Regions from separate parts of the Homo sapiens genome. Here regions 1, 2 and 3 are each linked to region 4. A link is an interaction called in ENCODE POLR2A ChIA-PET data of the cell type or tissue named here. Cell type or tissue: MCF 10A. All regions are shown on one strand. Region 1 overlaps CDK6 (cyclin dependent kinase 6). Region 2 overlaps CDK6 (cyclin dependent kinase 6). Region 3 overlaps CDK6 (cyclin dependent kinase 6). Region 4 overlaps CDK6 (cyclin dependent kinase 6).

What was found. Peaks named below come from ENCODE experiments on the same cell type or tissue, not always from the same donor. Only the 100,000 strongest peaks of a DNase experiment are listed, where the experiment ranks them.
Region 1: POLR2A ChIA-PET joins it to region 4 with 19 read pairs; 23 of 35 experiments call an interaction of 5 or more read pairs at or near these places.
Region 2: POLR2A ChIA-PET joins it to region 4 with 15 read pairs; 9 of 35 experiments call an interaction of 5 or more read pairs at or near these places.
Region 3: POLR2A ChIA-PET joins it to region 4 with 18 read pairs; 4 of 35 experiments call an interaction of 5 or more read pairs at or near these places.

The regions. Positions count from the first base shown.
Region 1 is chr7:92,831,420-92,835,419 of GRCh38, reverse strand. CDK6 (cyclin dependent kinase 6) reads left to right here. Exons shown (of 8, transcript NM_001145306.2): 2 at 1,730-2,329. The coding sequence starts at 2,097. Among named protein-coding and RNA genes, the nearest start is that of CDK6-AS1, 3.1 kb to the left of the region's middle. RefSeq lists silencers at 15-264, 1,961-2,280 and an enhancer at 2,099-2,599. In MCF 10A, a CTCF peak has its summit at 2,286 (motif pointing right); DNase peaks (open chromatin) are centred at 1,439, 1,699, 2,299 and 3,149.
Region 2 is chr7:92,764,334-92,768,333 of GRCh38, reverse strand. All of the region lies in intron 3 of CDK6 (cyclin dependent kinase 6), which reads left to right. Among named protein-coding and RNA genes, the nearest start is that of CDK6-AS1, 70 kb to the left of the region's middle. RefSeq lists an enhancer at 3,595-4,000. In MCF 10A, no CTCF peak of the experiment used is centred here; a DNase peak (open chromatin) is centred at 2,383.
Region 3 is chr7:92,807,449-92,811,448 of GRCh38, reverse strand. The region is part of intron 2 of CDK6 (cyclin dependent kinase 6); the gene reads left to right. Among named protein-coding and RNA genes, the nearest start is that of CDK6-AS1, 27 kb to the left of the region's middle. RefSeq lists enhancers at 1,270-1,379, 1,495-1,639, 1,830-1,879, 868-2,067 and a cis regulatory region at 1,562-1,572. In MCF 10A, no CTCF peak of the experiment used is centred here; DNase peaks (open chromatin) are centred at 1,548 and 3,228.
Region 4 is chr7:92,694,418-92,698,417 of GRCh38, reverse strand. All of the region lies in intron 4 of CDK6 (cyclin dependent kinase 6), which reads left to right. Among named protein-coding and RNA genes, the nearest start is that of FAM133B, 110 kb to the right of the region's middle. RefSeq lists an enhancer at 1,819-3,018. In MCF 10A, no CTCF peak of the experiment used is centred here; a DNase peak (open chromatin) is centred at 2,317.

The DNA.
Region 1 (4,000 bases), 140 kb before region 4:
ACCGTCTGGGGGGCGAGTGGGGGGAGAGCCAGGGCAGTGCGGGGCCCGGCGGGGGCAGCAGGCGCAGTTCCCTGCGGGGGTGGGACGTCCCCGACGCTTCCTTCGCTGCGGAGCCCGGGGCTAGACTCGAGCGGGAGGGGGTTGGGGGGATGCAGGACAGGCGGGTTGGGCGGCCGGCGGCGGCTCCCCGGCTACCTGTGTGGCCCTCGACCTGGCTCAGACCCCCGGGCAGTCCCTGGGGGCTCTTTCCTCGGCTTTTAAGGAAAGTTCTGAATGTAGTGAGTGCCAGAAGCTCTGCTCTCGCCGCGGTCCGCTCCACCCGCTCATCGTGGGGGTCGCGCCGTTTGTTTAATTCCTGGCAAAAGGCGAGCGGGCCAGCGGTTGCGAGGCAGGTAATTCCGAGGTGCCCCGGGAATTCCGGACATGCGGCCGTCGTGGTGAAAGTCCTGCCGAGGCCGCGGCGGCCCTGGAGGAGGGAGGCCCCCTAGGTCCCAGATAGCTGCTGAATGGGGAGGGAAAGTTAGGGTACCCTACTCTGGCGCTTTGTTGTGCAGAGGGCTCCGGGGGCGTCCGGCTGCAGACTGGACCGGGCCTTTAGCCGGAGGGGGAATGGGGCAGCCACCTCTGCTACCTACAGCGGGGAGGTCCTGGGAATGGGAAAAGGTTCGCGAGTCCGGGCCCCGAGGACAGAGACCTTCTCTCTCACCCCTGGAGGCGCAGGATTTAACCCCCCACCCCCCACCCTTTGAAAGGGAGGTTGAGTTTTGCTCAGGTCGAAATCAGTTTAAAACTTAAGGACGAGGCGCGATTATGCTATCCCCTTCCTGAAGTTATTCTTTAAGGAGACGACAAGCGAAATTGTGGCGAACACCCCTTTCTCCCACCCTTGGGATCCCGTGGGGGACGGTGTCTCCCCTCCCCCAGGACCGCTCGCTCGCCCACCCCCGATAAGCCCCAACCCTCCCCGACCAGATGGCTGGTCTTCCCAAGGTTTCCACCAGGGAGGTCCTCCCAGCCGGAGAGAGAATTCCGTTTCCAACCGAGACTCCTTTACCCCAAAAAGACCATTTGTGTATGCGAGTCGTTTTTAAATGTCTCCTCGTAGAAAAACTGAAAGTAGAAAGAAAGGAAGCAATTTCTGAGCAGATGTCTGACCACCCCTTCTCGCACACTCCCAGCATCGGGTTACAGGGTCCTGGGAGCCCCCACCCACATTCTGCGGCCCCACACGGATGGACCCACAGTCCTTCCGCTCCAGCTTGTGCGCGACCCCTGAACGCCCTCCGGCACCCCTGGACCCCGTCTCCCTGCACGTCCGGGCCTCAGGAGGCGGGGAGGGTAGCGGCGCAACACAATGATATAGGGATAAATATTAAGCCGTGACATTGACGTGCCCGGCGCCTCCCCTCCCCCGCGCTCCCGGCACACTCTGGGCTGCTCGGCACGCCCCCTCCCGTTCCACTGCGTCCCGCGCCGCTCGCTCATCCCCGAGGGGCCCCTGCAACCTCTCCGCGCGAAGACGGCTTCAGCCCTGCAGGGAAAGAAAAGTAACTTCGCTTTTCTCGGAGGAACCAGGAAGGATTAAGCGGCTTGGGAGAGGGCAGGAGCGCGCGGAGGGTAGCGATGGAGGCTTCGTAAAGGAGGAGGAGGGGAGTCTGGAGGAACCCCGAGGAAGGCTTCTGGGCTGTCTGATTGCACTTTCTTCTTATCCTCCCGTCTCCTCCTTTAGGTGCAATGATTCTGGACTGAGACGCGCTTGGGCAGAGGCTATGTAATCGTGTCTGTGTTGAGGACTTCGCTTCGAGGAGGGAAGAGGAGGGATCGGCTCGCTCCTCCGGCGGCGGCGGCGGCGGCGACTCTGCAGGCGGAGTTTCGCGGCGGCGGCACCAGGGTTACGCCAGCCCCGCGGGGAGGTCTCTCCATCCAGCTTCTGCAGCGGCGAAAGCCCCAGCGCCCGAGCGCCTGAGCCGGCGGGGAGCAAGTAAAGCTAGACCGATCTCCGGGGAGCCCCGGAGTAGGCGAGCGGCGGCCGCCAGCTAGTTGAGCGCACCCCCCGCCCGCCCCAGCGGCGCCGCGGCGGGCGGCGTCCAGGCGGCATGGAGAAGGACGGCCTGTGCCGCGCTGACCAGCAGTACGAATGCGTGGCGGAGATCGGGGAGGGCGCCTATGGGAAGGTGTTCAAGGCCCGCGACTTGAAGAACGGAGGCCGTTTCGTGGCGTTGAAGCGCGTGCGGGTGCAGACCGGCGAGGAGGGCATGCCGCTCTCCACCATCCGCGAGGTGGCGGTGCTGAGGCACCTGGAGACCTTCGAGCACCCCAACGTGGTCAGGTGAGCCAGGGAGCTGCGCCCTCGCCATCTGGGGCCTCGCGCGCGCGGGGAGGGCCGAGCCGGGAATCCTCAGGCCCAGAAAGGTGCGGGGCAGAGGGCGACTGGGGAGGTCCTGCGCGACCTGTTGGTCTTACAGAGTGAGAGTTAAGTTTTGTCGACAGAGCCGCGAGCCAGAGCCGGTGACCTTGCCAGACAGCGAGCCGAAAGACAAGTCAAAAAAACATGACCTGAGCAGGCTTCCCTGCAGCTGTGCAACTTAGAAGCGTTTTCTCCCTGCCCACCCTGAAGGAGGGTCTGGGGGAAGTGGGTGCGTTTTAGGGACAGGATAAGCCAACCTGAGACATGCCCCGCTAGCCCCCGCATATTTTTCGTGGCCATGCCGTTGGGGAATTTTTGAAAGACAGAGTAGGTGAGACTGGAGAATGAGGATGCCGTGTGATAATCAGTGGGAACTTTATGGGTGGAGCCAAGTGTAAATCAGGTTAACAAGATGCAGAAACATCATAATATTTTTGCCAGTCATACTCTCAGTTTCTCTTTATTAAAGTTGCGTAGTAAGAATGACTCCTGGTGGTCTAAGGAGTTTGAGTGCTGATGCCCAATCTCAAACAGCGTCATAAAAATTTCTTCCAAAACTGTTATCCCTGTGTCTGTTTTACTTTATATCTCTGGGCGGACATACTCTTTAGACTAATTCTCCAAAGGGTTAAATGTGAGTCCAAGATGTGGTATGGTTAGATCATAAATGTTCTGCCCATGCTTTTCCCAGATGGATTGTGCGAGTGGGTGGGGAGACAGCAGTTCTTACTCTCTCCTGTGTGGTAACCAGTATTAAATGAAAATGTGTGACTTAGGATAATGGTGTTTTCTTAGTGATCCTGGAATTTCCCCATTGTGTGGTTGACATTGTTTGGTTGTGTCATCCTTTTCTTTTTTAAACAGAGATGCATAGCTTTACATTGAAAAGGAATGCCTAGAAACTTCTGCAAATTGGGTTGTGATTTTACCTTTCTCGATCTTGAGAAAATGTGTAGCAGAAATATCTTTTTTCTCATCCATTTAGGGCTTCTGTTCAACAAATACATGCCTACTGTGTGCGCTGAGGATGAAATGATGTAAATAAGCACAGCTAAATATTTTTGTAAAAAGTCAAACAATTTAACATTAGTCATCAAAGTGGAGAGACCCAAGACTGACCTTTGAAATACCAAACTCTCTACAGACTCAGAGAGACCAAATATCTACAGAATCTTCTTGGGAGGTTTTAACTTGTCTCCTCTTATCCCAGGCTGGTGATTTGTGCGGTGCTTTGTTCCCAACGCAGTTTAGACTCAAGCTAGAAGGCATCAAAGAATCATAAATATATAAATAAGGCAGTAAATGGTTATAAAGTTAAGACCGCATTATACCTCGGCCTAGCTAGTGAAGGAGAATGAGTGTTTTAGAAGATGAGATTATATATAAAAACCTATAGATGACTTTTTTTCATGTGTATTTTATTTGTTAAAAACAACAAAATCCGTTTTTGGGGCTCTTTGTGATATTGGAGGGAAAAGGGGAGGGTATATTTAGCCCCCTGTAACTCAGCTGTCGTCCTAGGGGAATCACCTAATACATCCCGAAGGATGAATTCCACCACTACAATTTTAAGACGGAAGTTCTTGTTTTATT
Region 2 (4,000 bases), 70 kb before region 4:
ATTTGACTTAAAATAGTTCACTCCTCACAGTATAGTAGATCTTTCAAGGCTTTTAACTTGCGAACGTGGTTTCCCAGTTTATTTTCTTTTTGGCACTCAAGACCCTGTGTTTTCTATATCCTTTGTTTTCACTGTTTACCCCTCTACAAACTCCCACCACCGCTATCAGCCTCCCACCTTCAGCATCCCTTGTCTCTCCAGAACTCTGCCCCAGCTTACCCTGGCCTTAGGCTCTCTCCAACCTGAGTCCCAAGATTCTTTCATTTTTAGTTCTTCTGCCCTTCTCCATTAATGTAGCTTTTTACAGTATTGGTTATTATAATGTTTTACCTAGTTGATTTATGCACATTGTAGACCCTTATTATGCCTTATTCAAAGTATATCACTTATAGTATATTAACTATGGTGTTTAGAGACATTCTGTTTTTTTTAAAAAACAGGCATCCAAACTTTTACCAGGAATGTGACCTATATTCTGTGGAAGACGAGCTTTTAATATAGTCTTTTGACTCCAAAGAAATATTTTCTCCACAGAAACCACAACTTTACTGCCCCTCCCCACTCTGCACCCCTCTGCCCCCACACATACTGAGAGTTTTGAAATTTGGGGTTTTTTTTTAAAGACTATACTGCTAAGCAAAAATTAAGCAGCCAGCCTGAGAGTAGACAGGGGGATAAATCAAAGCAGTGCCAGCAGCTGACCACTGAGTGGAATAGGAGAGATGATTTGAAGGATGGAAGAATAGTGAGTCAATACTGAGTATATTCCAAATTCAGGGGGAAATGTAGAGTGAGTGAGCTCTAACAACTGTGGGAGTTTATACTACTAAAGTCAGAAGCCCAGATCTAAAGTGTAGAGAGAAATAAAATCTTCAGTGTAACCTTTCTAATTAGTAAGATTTCAGTGTAATCTTACTAATAATTTCCATTTGTTTCCCTCTGCTCCAATCAGGAACATACATATTGTGCTTTCAAGTATCTTTCATTCCAAGGGAAAACTCAGTAACTCAAGCAACTTCTTAAAGGAGAACATTTTTATGCAGTCTAGATTCTGAAGACTCTCAGAAATAAATCCTTTTGCAAATTCCTAACCCTTATAGTAGCTGAAAATATCAGAAGAGAAAGAGGACAGAATTATGCATGTGTATGTATCCTAACAAAAAATATAACAGCTATTTAGTAGGTTTTTTAAAATCTCCAATCCTATAAAAAGCTACATTAATGTAAAAGAGCAGCAGAACTAAAAATGAAAGAATCTTGGGACTTAGGTTGGAGACAGCCTAAAGCCAGGGACTAAAAGGAAGCTGGGGCAGAGCTATGCAGAGCCAAGGGAACCTTTGGTGGGGTACAGGGGGTTGATAGTGGTGGTAGGGGGATAGGAAATATGGGTTTAAGAAAAGCTAGTTTCTTTCTAAAGGTACTGTAAGACTGACTCACTAAATAAATAATGACTCACTAAATAGGCAAATGACACTTAGATTCAGCTAATAACAGATAAGTTAGAATCTCTTTAGAAAATGCTTCCTCACCCTAGGCATTGAATCTGTTTACAAAGTCCATTAAAACTTGCAGGTAGTATATACCCGTTTATATCACCATGGCAACAGATAGCAGAGTGCTCTTCTGCGTAGAAGGAAGGCTATTTCTCATCTAAATTTAGCCTGTGCTAAACTCCTTGGTTGCAGTCTCTTTTTTTGGCTCTTCTTCCTCTAAACATGGGAACATCCAAGGCTTCACTGTCAGCCTTCTTCTTTTCCTTGGCTACACTTTCTAATCAAGTGATGTCATTTAGTCCAGAATCTTCAAATACCTATTCTCCAGCCTGACGTCTCCCACATGCTCTTGGTACAGATAGTCAGCTAACCATGTAAAACATTGACCGAGAATCCTCTGCCAAACTCAAGCCTTCCCTATCTGCCAGTTGTTTGAGCCCCAAGTTTAGGCATAATTCTTGATTTTTTGCTTTCCTTCACAGTCTTCATCCAATCCATCAGTAAGTGCTTTTGGTGTTATCCCCAAAAGATATCCCCAATCTGACTACTTCTCAATATCTTCATTGCTATAGTTCTAGTTTAACCCATCAACCAGCTTCCTAACTCAACACACCACTTCTGCTCCTGCCCCTTTATGGACCATCCTCTGTATAACAACCAGAGGGACCTTATTAAAGCAGAAATAAAATTATCTAACTTCCCTACTGAAAACTTAGCTCCAGTGGTTTCTCATGACCTGTAGAATAAAATCAGAAGTCCTACATGATCTAGTGCTCCCCACCCCCTGCCTTTCTGATCTGCCTCCACTCTTCCTTGGGCCCACGGTTCTCCAGCCACAGTGGCCTTCTTTCTGTTCCTCCAGCTTGCTTCTAGCTCGGCATTTGTCCGTGCTGATTTTTCATCTGTTTGGAATGCTCCACACCCTCTAGCTCATGTCATGTCTTCATCATTCCTTCTCTGACCCTCTCAGCTACAACTCCACATCTAGTTATAGTTTATCACATTACACCACATTATCCTATTTTATCTTCTTCTTCATAGCACTTAGCTGAAATTATCTCATTTATTTTTTATGTTTGTTTTTTAATCTTTCCCAACTAGATGAGACTTTAAGTCAAGACTCTAGTCCATTGCACTAGCTCCAGGGCCAGCATACTGCCTGGAACATAGGGGATCCTCAGTAAACATGTGTTTGTAACTGTACTAGGTGTTTATCTTCTAATTAACTCAGAAATGTATGCATCAATACCACCATTGTACAAGCCAGGAAATGGTACTTTTTCAAGGATAAAATTTTTAAATATTTATATTACAGAAAAATAAGCTGAAGGTATGTTGTATCTTGGCACATTCACTTTGCACTTGCGCATTCAGTTCTCTGTGGTGGGCCGGGATTCTGGGATTATCTGTGTTGTAGCTAAGAATATAGCTTGGTTTAGAAATAGTCTAAAACCAATAACTGATCCTACCAAAACTATAAGATATATTCTCCTTAAAATAGTACTAATTCCAAAAATACTAACTGAATTCCAGAAATTGTTCTTCCCCGGGGTGGGACGCTTAAATATGTTTTATACCAAGGATGGAGAACTAAGCTCAGTGAAGAGACGGATGGATGTCATGAATTTTAGACCCTATTCTCGTATCTCAGGAGTATATATCTAAAAAATAATTTTGTAGTGATACATGTTTTTCATTTTAAAATTACTTTCCCTATATCCCAATTGTATGCTGTCTTCCCCATTCCCATCACGAGAACTAGAAGCTTCAAAGGAATAAGTTATTTTTTTAAATCTTTGAAGTACTATACTATATTTATTCATTTGGATTTTATCATTCTTACCCAGAAATTTCAGATGCCCATATATATTAAGTTGAAAAAAAGGACCATTCTACTAGAGCAATTGCCAACAATTTGCAATATTGTCATTACAAAATTTTAAATCAGTGAAAGGCATACAAAGTAGGTATCCATCAGTTATCTGAGATAGTATCTTATTCCTCATTCCTAAGCAAGGTGGAAAAAATTAAACAATCGTTTCATTGCAGTTAAGTAAGTAATTACTGGTTCTAGTAAGTAATTGTTGAATGAATATGTGGTTTCACAAAAAGTTGTATAATGAAGCCTTGCAAACCCCATAGTGCCAGTTATGAGAATCTGGTGTCTTCAGTATGTAGAATAATGTTGTAGTTACTGTCATTCTGTTCTTCCTCTTCCTCATCATCACCCTCTAGAAGCAAAATTGTCCTGAAAGATTGATTCTTACGGTAAATCAAGTGAGGAGGAGAGGTTGGCCTGAATATGGATTCATATATTTAATTAAGGACTTAGCATCTGGGCACTGTGACACTTGGAGTTTAGGGAGTAAAAGAGAATTCCTTGAATGTCAGAAATGACAAAGTGGGCTGGGCGCAGTGGTGCACACCTGTTATCCCAACACTCTAGGAGACCAAGGAGGACGCATCACTTGAGCCCAGGAATTCAACAATATGGCAAAACATGGAGA
Region 3 (4,000 bases), 110 kb before region 4:
TCAAAGGCCAAGAAAGAATCTTTTCATTTTGTTTTTACACACGGTAAGGAGGGCGTAAATATTTTCAGCCACGTGTCTCAGTGTACAAGGATGGTGAAGGGACTAAAACGATGTTTGCCTAAAGTACCCTGCTACATTGGGGTTTGAGCACTCAGGATTTCTAGTAGATACAACATTATAACTGTAGTTGAATCCCAGGCTCGTTCACAATGCTTATTTATATAGCTGAAGAATGTCCAATGAGTAAAATACTGCAGAAAGCAATGCTGGAGACCTGTGGAAATTCTATGAGAAAATGCTGGGTACTGATTATTTATGTTACTTCAAATTTTCTTTCTCTCAATAAAGTATTATTTTGATATTTCTCCTATATAATTGCCTTTTTTTTTCTTTGGCGCTGGGGGGGTTCTCATTCTGTCACCGGGCGCGATCTCGGCTCACTGCAACCTCCGCCTCCTGGGTTCAAGCAATTCTCCTGCCTCACCCTCCTGAGTAGCTGGGACTACAGGCACGCACCACCATGCCCAGCTAATTGTTGTATTTTTAGATGGGGTTTCGCCATGTTGGCTAGGATGGTCTCAATCTCTTGACCTCGTGATCCGCCCACCTCAGCCTCCCAAAGTGCTGGGATTACAGGCGTGAGCCACTGCACCCGGCCTATAATTGCTTTTTTTGAAGTATATTTATATAGCCCTTTACTATTGAATTCTGCCCATCTACTTACTATTACTGTTTATCTTCTTATGTCACTTCCAACCTGGGTGACAACTTAAACATTCAAATCCAGTAAAATTATTGTATGTTTCTAATAAAATGCATAGAAGCTAGCCTGAGACTGAAGTTTTGTTTTTTAAAAAATATGTAATGAATTCATCACTTCTTTTCGTCATGACAGTTGTCTACTTCTTAAGTGCTGTTAATATAATTACGTTCACAGCAGCAGTGAGGGAGACTGGGGGAGGATTGTTATTCCCGTCTTGCAGATAAAGAAACAGACAACGTAAATGACTTGCTCAAGGTCAACTGTCTGCTGGCAGAGTCAGGACTAGACCACAAGCCTTTTGACTCCAGGGTGTTATTTCCCCTATTATATAGTTTTTCTACCTAATACTACAAGTGTTTCAGTCATGCAAAGGTCATTTGGATTTGACTGTTTTAGTAAGACCTGCTTGGCAAATTAAATGCACATAAACTGCATGCTGACAAAGGCATGCTGTTTATTTGAAGAGGAAGCTATCTTGACTTACTGGAAACTAGAGGTATAATGGCTTAATTCTGACAGATAGTAAATGATATACATATACACACACATACACACGCATATATATTTTCAAACAATCTATTTTCATAGCCATATCTAGAGACCAGCATATAGAATTGACAGTGTTAAGTAGTGTTATTTGTTAGGGTTCATGCTGCTTCTCAACTTGGTGGCAGTTAGCTTTCCATGACCTACCCTGCGTTACTGAGAAAAGGATGGAAGAGTAGCAGGTCAAAGGAAGTACGCATACCTTTGAATCTGGCACCAGAAGTGCTGACGAGGATGTTGCATATGCTCACGATGACTCAGCACTTCCTGGTTTCTCTTTTCAGCCACACTCTGGCTAATGATATCGAATGACCTTGGTTCAAACTGAGAGTTTCAGGGAACCTTTGGTTTCTTCATCATCAAAAATTTGCAGTCTTTCCTTTCTGTTTTTAATTAGTTAATGGTACTAGGTATGAACCATTATATTTCACACTGGATTAGATACTTTTTGTTCTTAAGATGGTCACAATCTAAGGAAGTAGCTTTGACCCTGGACTATAAATAAATATACCCTTACCTCTCAAGTAAGAGCAGTCCTGCTATAACTCATTTGGTCTTTTATTGTTTCTGTGCAACCTAATAAGTAGGGCAGGAGTGGAAGGAAATGGAGTTCAAACTTCAGTTGCACTGTTTGCAGCTTTGGTTTTAGGAAAGGCTTAGTGACCAGTAAGGCCAAGTAAGGGAAGGTAATTGTGGATCTGCCCCTTGGGTCCCTCATCACTTTCTGAATGGTCCAGAATAGGTCTACCATGAGTGAAACCAGATTGTCGTTGTCAATTAGTTTTATATTTAGGATCAGCCACAATTTTTAGACTCTAAAATTATTAACATTGAGCACATTTGGAGATGAAAATTTTCAGAAAACATTGAAAGTTCCAGGAAACCTTGAAACTTTTTAAGCCTGAGTTTTCCTGGGCTATTGAGAGTTTCTCCATGTTGACAGCCAATTTGTTTTACAATTTATGAAACAATTTAAAAACCATTTTATAGATTATCTAGATATATTTCTTTAGAAATATATCTTCATTATTAAAGGAAATCTTAAACCAGTGGTTTGCAGTGAAGGAAATAGCTATAGTATAGCAAAAATATGCCTATATTTAAAATACAAATATTTATTGTTAAATGTGTTTATGTGTTTTCATCTTTACAGAGGCCTCTAAATAGCCAGGATTTCTGGCCCTTTAACTGCTTCCAAATAAGCAAAAGTAAAAATTCCTACAGAAAACATAGCCCTGACCTTTTTGCACATGTAATCCAAACAAAAAGTTAGCTTTGAAATGGAGTCTTGTTACATAATCATACTGAAAATATGCAGTAATATGTATTCCTTTGAATATCTTTCATTCAGAAACATATTTTTGTTTATTTGACTATCCTCCCAGCTGAAAATGGGTTATGTTCTGGTTGTTCATCTAACCACCCTACCTCAAAATACTTGAGAAATCACATGAAGAATTTCATTCCAAAGCATACAATTTTCAGAAGGGCTCAGGACATTGGAAAATTGCACATTGGATTTAACTCCATTGATGATTTAAATAAATAGCAAATAATGCAAGAAGATAGATAAACAGAATATACAAACACAGTTTTTACTAGGCAGAATACCTGTCCAATTAATAGTGAATTATTTAAGCAGCATTTACTTTATAGAAGGCACTTTAAGTGAATCATTTGTTTCAGATCTGTCTGTAACATTTCTACCAAACTATTTGGCCGACTATACCTTATGGTATCAAGCATTCTAAATGTGAGAATACTGGCCAATATAGGCAAAAGCAAAGAAACCTCCCTCTTTTCTTGTGTGTTCTCTCAGATGCTGCTATAGAAATCTGAGAATTGGGAGCATATGCTTCAGACTGCAGGCTTCTGATGCTGCCCCGCAGCAACACAGTAACTGGCATTTTGGTTCACTTTGCATTTTACTCATCTGCTGATTTAATGAGTGTTCTGTGTATTGAGCAATAGCAGGAGTTCTACTTAACTATCACTAAACATAAAGAAGAAAAATACCATATGAGGTGTCTAGTTTTTTTTATTTTCTTTTTAATTTACAGGGGAGTCATCTGTTAACTTGCGTAATTGAGGAATAGAGCAGTCCAGTTAATAAGAAAGCTTAGTTATTAGAAAGTTGCCATCTCTTCTGAGTCCCCTTTTCAAAGGATTAGAATGTGATAAAATACACTTAACACTAAAACTCATAATTTAATCTTTGTTGAGCATTGAGAAGATACTTCAAGATATATCCTTTATTGTACCCTAATAAAATGGTAGTTATGATGAATGATGCCTATGCTTGCTACTAGAGAATTATAGTTAATAAAATTTTCGCTTGGTTATACCGTTTGACTGTTCATCATGATAGATAAGAGAAGGCCTTGTGTCATGTCCAATGGAAACACGAAGTCAATTGCTGAATTATGCTTGGTTAGGTATAAAATTTCACTTTTTAAATTTATTTATGGAGGGAAAGGTTGAGATAGTACTAGTGAAGGGCAAGCAGGAAGTTTAGGTGGAGAATAAAATAATGAGAAACCAGAAGAAAAATAATATGTATTTATATCTATACCTATTATATATATTGATATATATCTATATAGAGAGATGCAGAGTTAAATACATTTTATTTTTAGATAGATATAAACTTACATATAATTATGTAGATATATTTATAAGGAGATGTGTATC
Region 4 (4,000 bases):
GAATTTTCCAGCTAACGATGTGCGGATGTGGTAGCGCGAGGGAAAAAGAGCCAAACTGAGCTTGCTTTGTTCGCTAAGAGAGGCCCCCCTGTAACATTCCTTTTAGCTGTGCATATTTTGGCTTCATTTGTACAGTTTTAACTTTATACTGTGTGTGGAGGAGTTCAGTTGTAACTGGTGGTGCCTAATAATTCTATTGCAATAATTAAAGTTCATGGAGAGCTGTTAGGTTATTAGTTCATAGAAGCTGCTTCAGAAAACGGAGTCTAAGCTGAAAACTTTTTAAGTGACATGTCATTACTGTAAAAGATGGCAACAATTATTTTCTTTGATTTCACAGCAGTTTTTTTTTTAAGACAAGATTCATTTATGGAGACAAATAAGAAACAACATCTTAAAAGCTTTGGGTAGGAGTGAGGGGCCCAGACTGGGAATGATGAGAATATGGATCCTGTAGCCTGTGAATAAAACATTTTCCAACTGGCTTGTAAAACATGAAAATTTGTGATAGCATAATTTCATCTGCTACTTTTAGATTCCATTTAAAATGTGAAATTAATATATAAATGTTAGTAAATCTATTGCAGAAACCAAGTATTGCAGCTTCTTCACCTCTGATAGAAGTCATATGTGACTTTTAATTCAGTAATACGATGAAAAATCTCCAACTGAACACAGCCTCCTTCTTAAAAGATTGACATGCCTTGGAGTCCCCAATAAAATAGTAATTGCAATGTACACCAATTGGTTAGAGCTGTGAAATATGTTTCCCGGGGGCTTCTCTGCAGTGGTAGAGGGCTGTCTGCCTGCATGGTTGTCATACTCAGTGGTTACTTGCAGACTCTGGAGTTAGACCTGGGTTTGGATTGTATCTCTGACAAGTGGCTAGTTGTGGGACTACTGTAGTTATTAACATGTTTGAATATCAGTATCTTACCTAAAATATGGGTAAAAAATTATGTGCCTATCTCACAAGTTTTTATGTTTAAGTAACATAAAATGTGTGAAGTCCTTAGTGAAGTGCCAGGCGTACGGAAGACTCTTGATAAACTTCGACTGTTTTTCTTTGGCTATGTCTTCTCTGTTGTGCAGCTCTGGGGTTTCTTTGAGCTTCTCAAAACATTCCTTCTAGTCAGTTTCTGCATTAGAGTAAAATATATTTACTTAATCACCATTGACTTCCACAATAGATAACAAGGAACAGGTTGTTTGGTCTGTAATGAAAGCCAGGCCGATAGTTATGATTACTATTAAGCATTCTTCGAGAAGCTGAAATGTTATTAACTGTCTTCCGAAGCACTTATTAAGAGCCAATTATTAGTCCTGAAAAACAGTTCTCTCAAATATTCCTAAGATGACTTCCAGCTATAGTATACATGTACTTTGTGACATTATAGATGGCTGCCTGGTAACGTAGAGGCCAGGCTTCATCTCCAAATGTGAAGAGAAAATTCTCTCTCTCATTCCTGTCTCATATTTGATTGGATGATTTTAGTAAGACTTAATGACTTTTTTGCGAATCGGTTAAATTTTCTGGTGTATGTTGCTTTTCATTTTCTTCTCCAGAAATCTTAATCCTCTTGAAGACAGGAAATGTGTTAGGAGTTCATAGACTCTGAATATTAGAATTGCACAATTCATGACCCCAGGATTCCATATGCTGTCCATTCAATAAAGGGGTGACACTGTCCATGATGATCAATGTTTAGATGACAAACATCTTTAAATCCACAAAATTTCTCATAGACCAAAGCGTTTGTTCTAGTCCCTGACATATCGAACCAGTTTTTTCAAAGTAAATCATTTGATCTGGTCCCTGACATATCAAACCAGTTTTTTCAAAGTAAATCTTGTGTCCTGAAAACATTTTGAGGCCTTAAATAATACCACTCTTGAATATCATCATTTGAGTAACTTAGTAAAGACTATTAAAAAAATACACATATATGGTAAGATTTTGTAGGATCTTCTTAGCATTAAGAATAAAAGATTATTAATTCTTTCCCCGTGAAACAACAACATATAATAATAAGCTAAATGTGGTCAGCTTTGATTTCATAACGGGAAAACTCCCTTTTCATTTTTACAATTGGTGTTTTCTCTTCAGCTGCTTTTTAAGTTGGCCTGTTAGCAATTTAGCCTGTCTTTAATTTTAAGCACCATTCTTCTAGTCAGGAGATCCCAATAGGAAGCCCACTCTTGTAGCCTCGCCTCTCATTGGCTAGCTGGGAAAAGAGCATTTCTGCATAAATTGGATGCTTCCTTCTCCCCTGGAGACCAAATATGCTCATGTTTCACAATCCCCTGGTTTATAACCTTGAGTCCATTGCCTAAAGCTGGAAACTTTCACTTTGTACAACAGAGCACACTCCGAAACCCAGATCCAATACCGCTGACATGTCCGTGGGTCTGACAGCAGATTGAATACATGCTTCTTTCTTAATCCAGTGTTTCTGAGCTGCTCCAACTGAAATCAGAAACCGATGTGCGTGAGAGAGGTGTCCTTCAAAGAAAGGTATTTCCTTTGTGCAGCTCCAGTGCACACAGAATCCAAGGGGTTAACGTGAGAGCTGCTTTGAAAACAGAGGCGAAGGTCACTGGCGGCAACAGCAAAGACTTTTAAAGCCTGCCGTCCTGAGCCTTTCAGCCTGCCTTCCCCACCCAGGGGATTGTAAACATTGGCTCCCAGCCACCTCGTCCCAAAGCACAAAACTTCTCTGTGCTTTCAGCATATACATTTATGCTTTTTTATGGAAGTTGAAGCAGAGGCGCATTATTGCTGTGAGCCCAGAGAACATGTCTCTGTTCAATGAAAGGGGAGGAATCCTGTCCTGCCAGAATGTGAAAGCATGCAGATACGCTTATTTAGCGGGGCTTCACATGGAACTTAGCCGCTGCTCTTAGTCTGACTTTCTCAAGTCAAAAGAATGTGTAGAATGCTGTCACTTAATCAGAACCCAGAAGAGCTCTTTTATCTGCCATTTGTTTGTAACTTGCAATATTGTCCTTATCTCTTTGTCCTTTAGCTTGATCCAGTGCCCTCAGATATGAGAACTGGAAACATGAAAGCACTTATTACCTTGAGCATTGCTTCTTGATTTTTGTTGGTTTTTTTCTTTCTTTCTTTCTTTCTTTTTTTTTTTTTTACCTCAGGGTCCCTTAATCACCAACAAAGAAGCTATGAGACTTTTTCCCCCTAATTTCTGCCTTAGTCCTAGGATCATATTTGTTTGGTAATATTTAAAAGAAACCAAGATGATTTGTATATTTACACTGCCATTTATACCTGGTTCTTTAAAAGTCTATTATTGACATAACTTTGTATCATTATAACTTTCACTGATCATTTGCATGAAACAGAATGGAATTTCCAGAGATATCATGTGTAGCTTAAATTTCTCCCTCCCAAACTTTTTAATATGTCGTAGGAGGTTAATATCCTTCTGTCTATAAGTAATTTCAGTCATTTGAGATCATCTTTTTCTCTTTGGTAATTTCTAAAGACACGAACCAGAGATATATTTCAATAGGTAGGAACAGAAAAATTATATCCCATGTCATTCCTTTTTGCTGTGGTCTTTTTATATATATATAATTTTCTATTTCAGAGACAGACATGTCTTCTGAAATGGCCACTCTGAGCATATTTTGTAATAAATTTGGATGCTTACCTAATGAAGCGCAATCACTACACATTTCTGTTTGAACAATGATGCTTGATTCTGAAAAGAACACGAGACAGACAACAGCCTCTCCCATGTTACATGACATGCAGACATGATTGTTCTCTAGCCTGTAGCTACATTGATAAGTGATATGTGGCTTTGCCTTTTGCCACTCAGGCTAAATAACTCTTAAAGGTTCTTCACAGGCTCTTCTGGAATTCCAATTTTGCTTTATGGAATCACAAATTATATTGAGTAATTATTAATGTTCTTTCAGTTTTCCTCTTGGTTAAAGTTTGATTTCTGTAAATGTCAAGTTTCTGTGAACAGCATCA